3 separate regions of the Homo sapiens genome follow, and all the other regions are linked to region 2. A link is a contact called in ENCODE Hi-C or POLR2A ChIA-PET data. All regions are on one chromosome and are shown on one strand. The core of a region is the stretch at or near the end of the contact, and the rest is flanking DNA. Distances in the headings are between cores, read along the strand shown.

Evidence for each region. A loop is a pair of places that touch in the nucleus more often than their neighbours do. ChIA-PET counts read pairs that join two places held with the same protein, here RNA polymerase II (POLR2A). Pooled maps may share reads with other maps.
Region 1: POLR2A ChIA-PET joins it to region 2 with 7 read pairs in CD4-positive, alpha-beta T cell. The contact joins the enhancer-like site here to the promoter of LINC01891 in region 2. A Hi-C loop is called at or near these places in 10 of 168 maps with a recorded cell type or tissue (B cell, CD4-positive, alpha-beta T cell, CD4-positive, alpha-beta memory T cell and 5 more), 23 of 37 single-sample maps with no recorded cell type and 20 of 50 pooled maps. POLR2A ChIA-PET finds 5 or more read pairs at or near these places in 22 of 52 experiments (CD4-positive, alpha-beta T cell, CD4-positive, alpha-beta memory T cell, CD8-positive, alpha-beta T cell and 12 more).
Region 3: a map of endothelial cell of hepatic sinusoid shows a loop between it and region 2 (2.5-fold over the local background). The contact joins the enhancer-like site here to the promoter of LINC01891 in region 2. A Hi-C loop is called at or near these places in 3 of 168 maps with a recorded cell type or tissue (Caco-2, endothelial cell of hepatic sinusoid and endothelial cell of umbilical vein) and 3 of 50 pooled maps. POLR2A ChIA-PET finds 5 or more read pairs at or near these places in 4 of 52 experiments (AG04450, T-cell, naive thymus-derived CD4-positive, alpha-beta T cell and 1 more).

What each region holds. Positions count from the first base shown.
Region 1 is chr2:234,277,622-234,280,321 of GRCh38, reverse strand. No RefSeq gene overlaps it. Among named protein-coding and RNA genes, the nearest start is that of LINC01891, 180 kb to the left of the region's middle. Within about 2 kb of position 1,286, at least 3 of the 41 ENCODE cell types and tissues checked have a DNase peak (open chromatin) inside an H3K27ac peak, as active enhancers do; they include CD4-positive, alpha-beta T cell, CD8-positive, alpha-beta T cell and natural killer cell, where a contact is called at or near this core.
Region 2 is chr2:234,453,321-234,456,020 of GRCh38, reverse strand. LINC01891 (long intergenic non-protein coding RNA 1891) reads left to right here and starts at 1,426. Exons shown (of 3, transcript NR_146988.1): 1 at 1,426-1,536. It also overlaps the pseudogene HSPE1P9.
Region 3 is chr2:234,257,370-234,260,069 of GRCh38, reverse strand. No RefSeq gene overlaps it. Among named protein-coding and RNA genes, the nearest start is that of LINC01891, 200 kb to the left of the region's middle. Within about 2 kb of position 1,294, at least 6 of the 41 ENCODE cell types and tissues checked have a DNase peak (open chromatin) inside an H3K27ac peak, as active enhancers do.

The DNA.
Region 1 (2,700 bases), core at 37-2,536, 180 kb after region 2:
ACCTCTCACCTGCTTAGCTCAAGAGGTGGAATGAGAGCTCACCTCCAGACTCCAGGCTGGGCGCTCGTGTGGCTAAGAGACTAAACAAACACAAAGGAACGAAGTTTCTGCAGCTGTTGGGTCAGTCCATTTGATCACCAAAAGCAATGCTTGGAGCCCATGATTCTAGGAGCTTACACGCACTTTTATTACCAGCATCCCAGACAGAAAAATTTTGGAAATGAACTAGAAGAGTCAAGAAATGAACAAAAACTGTTGCTGCATTGGTGGGAGGACTCAGTCCCGTGCAGCCCTGCACCAATATGGCAACTGCTTCAAGTTCCTGACCTCTTCCCTGCAGCCTGGGTTCCCTAAACAGGGTGGGGCAGAGACAGCTGGCCCTTCAGGCACAGGAATCCTTAGTGATTCTGGACACACACTTCAGGCCCCAAGGGTTGCTCACCAACCACCTCTTGCTCCCTCTGCATCAGCTGGTCTTGTCCATTAAAGCCAAGTAAGCCAAGATGGGTGTTTTATGCCATTAGGAAAGACTTACTCAGCTTCGGCATCAAGCAACACCAGCCCCAGGCTAGTCTCAAACTCCTGACCTCATGACCCGCCCGCCTCAGCCTCCCAAAGTGCTGGGATTACAAGCATGAGCCACTGTGCCTGGCCTCTACTATCATATTTTGATCAGGATATTAACGATTCTATGTCATGATCCAGAACATTCGGTCACCACAAAGATCCCTCCTGTTGTCTTTTTAGAGCCTCGCCCACTCCTTCCCTCTCCCACCTAATTCCTAACCCCGGGCAAGCACTACTCTGTTTTATTTTTATCATTTCATCACTCTAGGAATGTTGTATAAAGGGAACCATATAGTACAACTTTTTACATGTGGCTTTTCTCACTCAGTATAATTCTCTGGAGATTCGTGCAGGCTTTACAGGTAACTGTGGTTCCTTCTTTTTCATTGCTGAGTAGTATTCCATGATGGAGGCACTGAGTGTGTTTAGCCATTCATGCATTGAAGGACATCAGTTGTTTCCAGCAACTATTACTAATAAAGTTGCTATGAACATTAGCGTACAGGTCTGAGTGTGTGTGTGAACATAAATCTTCATTTCCCTGAGATAAGGGCAAAAGGATTTTCACCTTCAGTGCAGCCGTTGGGGAGAGAGATGTCTTATAGTGCCTGAAAACCAAGAAAAATAACTTCTGAGAAAAAGAAGAAAGAACAGGAAGAACCAAATAACGTGTCAACCTCCTCATGTTGTGATGGTGCAGAAAAAAACCCACAAAAACCATATTGCTGAGTTCATTTGTATTTCACAGTCTACATCTCAGTATTCTCTTCATCTATGCAGACACAAATGGGAATAAAAATAGTTAGAGAAGCAGAAATACAATCTGTGAAACCTCTACTTTAAGATTAATTTTAAGACACAAAACTGAGAACTCTGCAATTACTGTATCACTTATGCTAACAGTAATGACAACAGGGTGGAGATGTCTGGTCATGCCACTATAAGGAGTGCCTCTGGGTATTAATAGGGGGAGTGATTTACATCAGGGACCTGCTATAAAAGCTGACTCATTGACATGGTTTTGATCCGTGTCCCCACCCAAATCTCACGTTCAACTCATGATGGAGGTGGGGTCTGGTGGAAGGTGCTCGAATCATGGGGGTGGATCCTTCCAACATGGTTTAGCGCCATCCCTTTGGTGCTGTTCTCCCGAGAGAGTTTTTCTGAGATCTGGCTGTTTAAAAGTGTGTGGCACCTCCCCCTCCTCTCTCCCTCCTGCTCTGGCCATGTAAGATGGGCCAGCTCCCGCTTTGCCTTCCACCATGATTGTAAGTTTCCTGAGGCCCTCCCAGAAGCCAGGCAGATGTTAGCGTCATGCTTCCTGTATAGCCTGTGGAATTGTGAGCCAATTACACCTCTTTTCTTTATAAATTATCCAGTCTCAGGTATTTCTTTATAGCAGTGTGAGGACAGACTAATATACTCATAGTGTTTATGTAGCAGGTATTAAACTCTCAAAGAAAGGACATCCTTTGAATACAATTTATTTCATTAATTAAAAAAAGAAATTTTAAGAAAATTTTACTTTTCTATTAATTATATAGGACGATGCCTATAAAAAGATAAGCAAAGGGCCTGCCTGCCAATCAAAAGCATAAAAGCTCAATAAAAACTTACATTCAAGGCAATGAGCAGAGATTGGTTCCCTACGGAAAATCAAAATTGTTCTTGTGGAGAAAAAACTTGAGAAACAGCCTCAAAACACAGGAGAAAGGATAAAGAAGTAAAAAGATGATAGATAAGATAATACATGGAAAAATTTTAACAGAAAGCCTAACAATGTTCCCAAAGAGGAAAGAAGACAAATGAAGCAGAAACAGTAATTGAATAGAGAAAAGAATTTTTAAAAAACAGCTTTTCAGATCTAGTAAGACTTGAATGCGAAAAGCAGTATTGCCAATCAAACTCAACAAATTTAACTGAAAGGCAGCAACATCTACACTTATCTGACTACATTTTTAAAAAATCAAATGCTAGAACAGAATTTCATAGGTGTTCACGGGAAAAAACCCAAATGTGTAATGTGTGAATAAATAAAAATCAGATTAACCACAGAATCCTTTGCAATTTCAACCTGAAGAAAATTAACTTCTCTTGAAAAACAAAAGCAATACTATATAACCTTTAATAATT
Region 2 (2,700 bases), core at 177-2,676:
TATACCTATGTAACAAACCTGCACATTCTGCACAGGTATCCTAGAACCTAAAGTAAAATTTTTTTAAAAAAAAGTTCAACATTTCACTGTTTTTTTCTTTTTGTTTTGTTTTTTTTTAATAAGAGCTTTTATGGAACCAAAAAACCAAAGGAGGATGTCATTATAAATTAAGAATAGAGGGATCTCTCCTTGTGGTGCTGCACGAGAGCGGAGTATGAGTCTGCGGTTGAGGAAGTCATGGCAGGACAAGCATTTAGAAAGTTTCTTCTACTCTTTGACAGAGTATTTGTTGAAAGGATTGCCACCACAACTGTAACCAAAGGAGGCATTATGCTTCCAGAAAAATCTCAAGGAAAAGTATTGCAAGCAAAAGGAGTAGCTGTTGGATCAGGTTCTAAAGGAAAGGGTGGAGAGATTCAACCAGTTAGCATGAGAGTTGGAGATAAATTTCTTCTCCTAGAATATGGAGGCACCAGAGTAGTTCTAGATGACAAGGATTATTTCTTATTTAGAGACGGTGACATTCTGACTGGGCACTGTGGCTCACGCCTGTCATCCCAGCACTTTGGGAGGCCAAGGTGGGCGGATCACCTGAAGTCAAGAGTTTGAGCCCAGCCTGGCCAACATGGTGAAACCCCATCTTTACTAAAAATACAAAAATTAGCCGGGCGTGGTGGTGTGTGCCTATAACCCCACTACCCGGGAGGCTGAGACAGGAGAATGGCTTGAACCCAGGAGACGGAGGTTACAGTGAGCCAAGATCATGCCATTGCACTCCAGCCTGGGCGACAGAGTGAGACTCTTTCTCAAAATAATAAATACATAAAAAAGAGATGGTGCATTCTTGGGAAGTATGTAGACTGAAATAAGTTACTATTGAAATGACATCAACTTGAAGCTGCCCATTCCACTGAAGTTCTGAAATCTTTCATCATGTAAATAATTTCCAGATCTGTCTTTTTTAATAAACTAATGATAACTAATGACAAAAAGTAGAGAGCGTAGCTAAATCTATTCAGTCCATCCTCAATTCAAACTATCCCTCGTGCTTCTAGTTGTTCCTTTTGTCAATCTGTCCTGTTTTCATTACGTGTTGTTCTTCCTTACATTTTCTATTTCTTCTTTGAAATCGCTTTCATAACTTCAAACATACTTATTTTTTAATCTTTTAAGATAATTTTGTTACCTCAATATCTTGAATTGCTACAGGGGTATTATCAACCCAGGGCCAATTCATATGTTACAAGCTTAACTTAGAGTTTCCTGCCCCACGCAAGTAATTTAAATTCAGACTTTTTTTTTTTTTTCTTTTCTGAGACCTGGGTAGCAGCACGTCGATGGGTTGGTTTTGTTTCCTCTTCATTGAAGGTGGTGAGTTTCAAAGATATCAGCTTTATATAAAGCTCTCCGTTCCAACCCTACCCCAAACTTCCTCTCCTGTCTTCATGTGGATGCTAACTTAAAACTCTTATTTCTGGGTCAGATAACTCCCTGCTCTCAGCCCTGATGACTACACCTTTGACACACACTATATTGGTATGGCTTTTAATTTTCTCTTTGTTTCTAGCATTTGAGAATCTCTGTCTTTGTTAATTCAACTATGTATTTTTAAATAAACTTCATATTTTAGCTAACACTTGTAGATATTTGTAGCTGGGGAAAACTAACTTTAGTTGATTCTACTGAGTAGACAGGACTGGAAATCCATTCTCTGGGGTTTGTTAAAACCAAAGTAACTGGCTCTCCTGGATGCTAGCTCACTGTCCAAGTTGAATTTAGTGTCAATCATCCAGAAAATGTCCCGTTTTTCATGTGCGAAGTCTGCTTATAGTTAATAGACCAGCTTAGGTTCTTCATTTAGTTCAGTGAACTCTTCAAAATGTGGTTTCAATATTGAAATAAATGCATATCATTCTAATTTTACTCTTTTCTCTCTCTGCTAGGAAACTGGAGGGAGTAAATCCTACAGACAATAGACAAATGTTTGAAATACTTAGAACATGGTTTGTTTTTCTTTTTGTTTTTGTTCTGAAATGGAGTATTGCTCTGTTGCCCAGGCTGGAGTGCAGTGGTACGATCTTGGGTCGCCACAACCTCCACCTCCCAGGTTTCAGCAATTCTCCTGCCTCAGCCTCCCGAGTAGCTGGGACTACAGACACGTGCCACCATGCCTGGCTAATTTTTTGTATTTTTAGTAGAGACAGAGTTTCACTGTGTTGGCCAAGACAGTCTTGATCTTTTGACCTCATGATCTTCCCATCTTGGCCTCCCAAAGTGCTGGGATTACAGGCATGAGCCACTGTGCCCGGCCAGTTGTTTTAATTCTAGGTTCTGGATACATGGGAAGTGGAGGAAATGCTGGACAAGAAGGCACAGTTAGATGGTAGACCCACCTCTGTCAATAACCAGGCCCAGTTTTAACTCATTGTTTTTCAATTGTAAAATAAGAGTGTTGGACAAAATACCTTATAGGCTCCTTCTAGCTCTTAGGTGATTTATAAAGGTTTGGGGTGAGGGTAAACTGGGCGGTTAAAGTCTGTGTAATCTGAAAGCCATGCAGGGGCTCTGACGGGCTTACCCCTGTCCCTGCAGCCAAGTCCTGACGTGCTACTTTCCCAGGGCTTGGTTCTTGCCTGTTTCTCTTGAGGCTGCCTTGGCATTCACCCACGCTCTTGGTTGTTATTTTTTACTCTCTGCCCC
Region 3 (2,700 bases), core at 45-2,544, 200 kb after region 2:
GAGGCTGAGGCTGGGACTGAGGTGAGGCTGAGGCTGGGGCTGAGGTGAGGCTGAGGCTGAGGTGAGGCTGGGGCTGAGGTGAGGCTGAGGCTGAGGCTGAGGTGAGGCTGAAGCTGAGGCTGAAGTGAGGCTGAGGTGAGGCTGAGGCTGAGGTGAGACTGAGGCCGAGGCCGAGGCTGAGGCTGGGGCTGAGGTGAGGGTGAGGGTGAGGCTGAGGCTGGGGCTGAGGTGAGGCTGAGGGTGAGGCTGAGGCTGAGGCTGGGGCTGAGGTGAGGGTGAGGCTGGGGCTAAGGCTGAGAGGTCACCAAGCAGAGCTCCGGTGATGGCTTTTCCTCTCCTGAATAGTTTCTATACCCAGTGACCAAGGCCTGAGTAAAATGCATAATACCACTTTGTGCTACAGATATTTGTAGATGAATTTACATTCTTTACTAAATTATCACCTCCCTGACAGCAGGACCTGTTTCTGATTCAGCTTTGGATTTCTCAGAGAACATAGTACACCTCATAGAAAATAAATGCAAAAGATGTAAATGTTGGTCAAATGAACGAATTTTTATTCTGGTCAAGAGGCCCAACTTTACCTTCCTATCCAACACTCTGTTATTATTTGGCATGTGTTTATTTTTATTTATTTATTTATTTTTTAGACGGAGTCTTGCTCTGTCACCCAGGCTGGAGTGCAATGGCGCAATCTCGGCTCACTGCAACCTCCACTTCCCAGGTTCAAGTGATTCTCCCGCCTCAGCCTCTCGAGCAGCTGGGACTACAGGCATCCGCCACCACACCTGGTTAATTTTTTTGTATTTTTAGTAGAGATGGGGTTTCACTATGTTGGCCAGGCTGGTCTCCAACTCCTGACCTCGTGATCCGCCCGCCTCGGCCTCCTAAAGTGCTGGGATTACAGGCGTGAGCCACCTCGCCTGGCCTGGCATGTGTTTATCTTTAGCCCCAAGTCAGCGATGGTGCTTGCTGCTTAGTACATGGTGCCTGTTGCATAGTGCTGGGTGCATGGTACACGGATCTCTGTTTGTGGTCCCATATGAACTGTGCTGTCAATGGATACTATACAAATTCAACTATAAAGAAACTTTCATCCTCATATTGCATTCTGTGGCTTGCAAAGAACCTCATTCAACAGGATCTCAGGGTATTTCCAGGTGGGGCATGGATGGCTCAGAGATCTACTGATAAGCAGCAGGGGCAGCCCCAACACCTGGGTGTTCTTACCTATAGCTCGGGGCCTGTTTCCGCACATCTCACTGCCTGCAGGAAAGGTGATTCCAGGTGAATTACTTCTTTTTGAAGTGATTAAAGTTTTTGCCCATAGCTCCTTGGTTTTTGCTGTAAACTACAGCTTTTCTAGCGTGCAACCATGTTTCACCATTAGATTACTCACAGGCTCAGACCAATCACTACAAACCACAAATGGCAAATTGAAATATGGATTGTGAGTTGAATTTTCACCTTGTTATCTTTGGATTTCTGCAATCAAAGGATCCAATGCTTCATGAGCTCTAGGGAAATATACTTGGTAGCCAACCCATTTTATTGCAAAATTGCCTATATAGGTTAAAAATTAAGAGAAATAAGGCATCCCCCTCTCTCCTTTGCTGCAGCCTCTGGAGCGCCTTGCCCTCTCCCTACCCTCTGCCTCCTCACTGTCTCATATCCTGTGACTCACAGGACATGTGCTCCGAGCCACAGAATCCCACAGTGAATGTGTCTGGCAGCTGCCAGGTATTCTCCCCACCAGGAGGCTCCACACATGCTCCCTGAAACGTGCTGCAGCAAGCACTGTGAAAAATGCACTTTCTCGTCGCTTGACTTGGAGAGAGTCCTATGTGTTTGAAGACTTAACAGATGCCACAGAAGCCTCAGAAATGCTCTCTCCGAGGTTAAGCTCCCTCCTCCAGCAAGTGGGACATTTTCACATCCACCGTCTTAGCTTAGGGCAGTAGGGATTTCCTAAAGATGAACAACCCTGTCTGGTTACAGGTAGATTGTTCTTGAGACACAGGCCACACCCCTCCCGGCCTTCCCATCCTTGGCAGGGTCCTAGAATGCTGTTTCCACTTTTCCAGATGCAATGGTGAGAAATTTGGTGGTGATTACTGAGAAAACCAACTCTGGTTATTTCTGACAAAATCAAAGTTGTTTGGTTAGGGTTAGGGTTAGGGGGTATACTAGTCCGTTTTCACGCTGCTGATAAAGACACACCCAAGACTGGATAATTTACAAAGGAAAGAGGTTTAATTGACTCACAGTTCCACATGGCTGAGGAGGCCTCACAATTATGGCAGAAAACGAAAAAGGAGCAAGAGGCTATCTTACATGGTGACCGGCAAATAGAGAATAAGAGCCAAGCAAAAGGGGTTTCCCTTTATAAAACCATCAGATCTGTGAGACTTACTCACTACCATGAGAACAGCATGGGGGAAACTGCTCCCATGATTCAATTACCTCCCACCAGGTTCCTCTCACAGCACGTGGAAATTATGGGAGCTACGATACAAGATAAATTTGGGTGGGGACACAGCCAAACCATATCGGGGGGATTTGCAAAAGTCACCCCTATCATAATGCCTGAGGGTTTGTACTGCTACATCAATTACATTTTATTTTTTCTTTCCCTCCCTCCCTGTCTCCCTTCTTTCCTTTCTTTCTTTATTAAAATGTAAGCTTCCTGAGGGTAGGGAC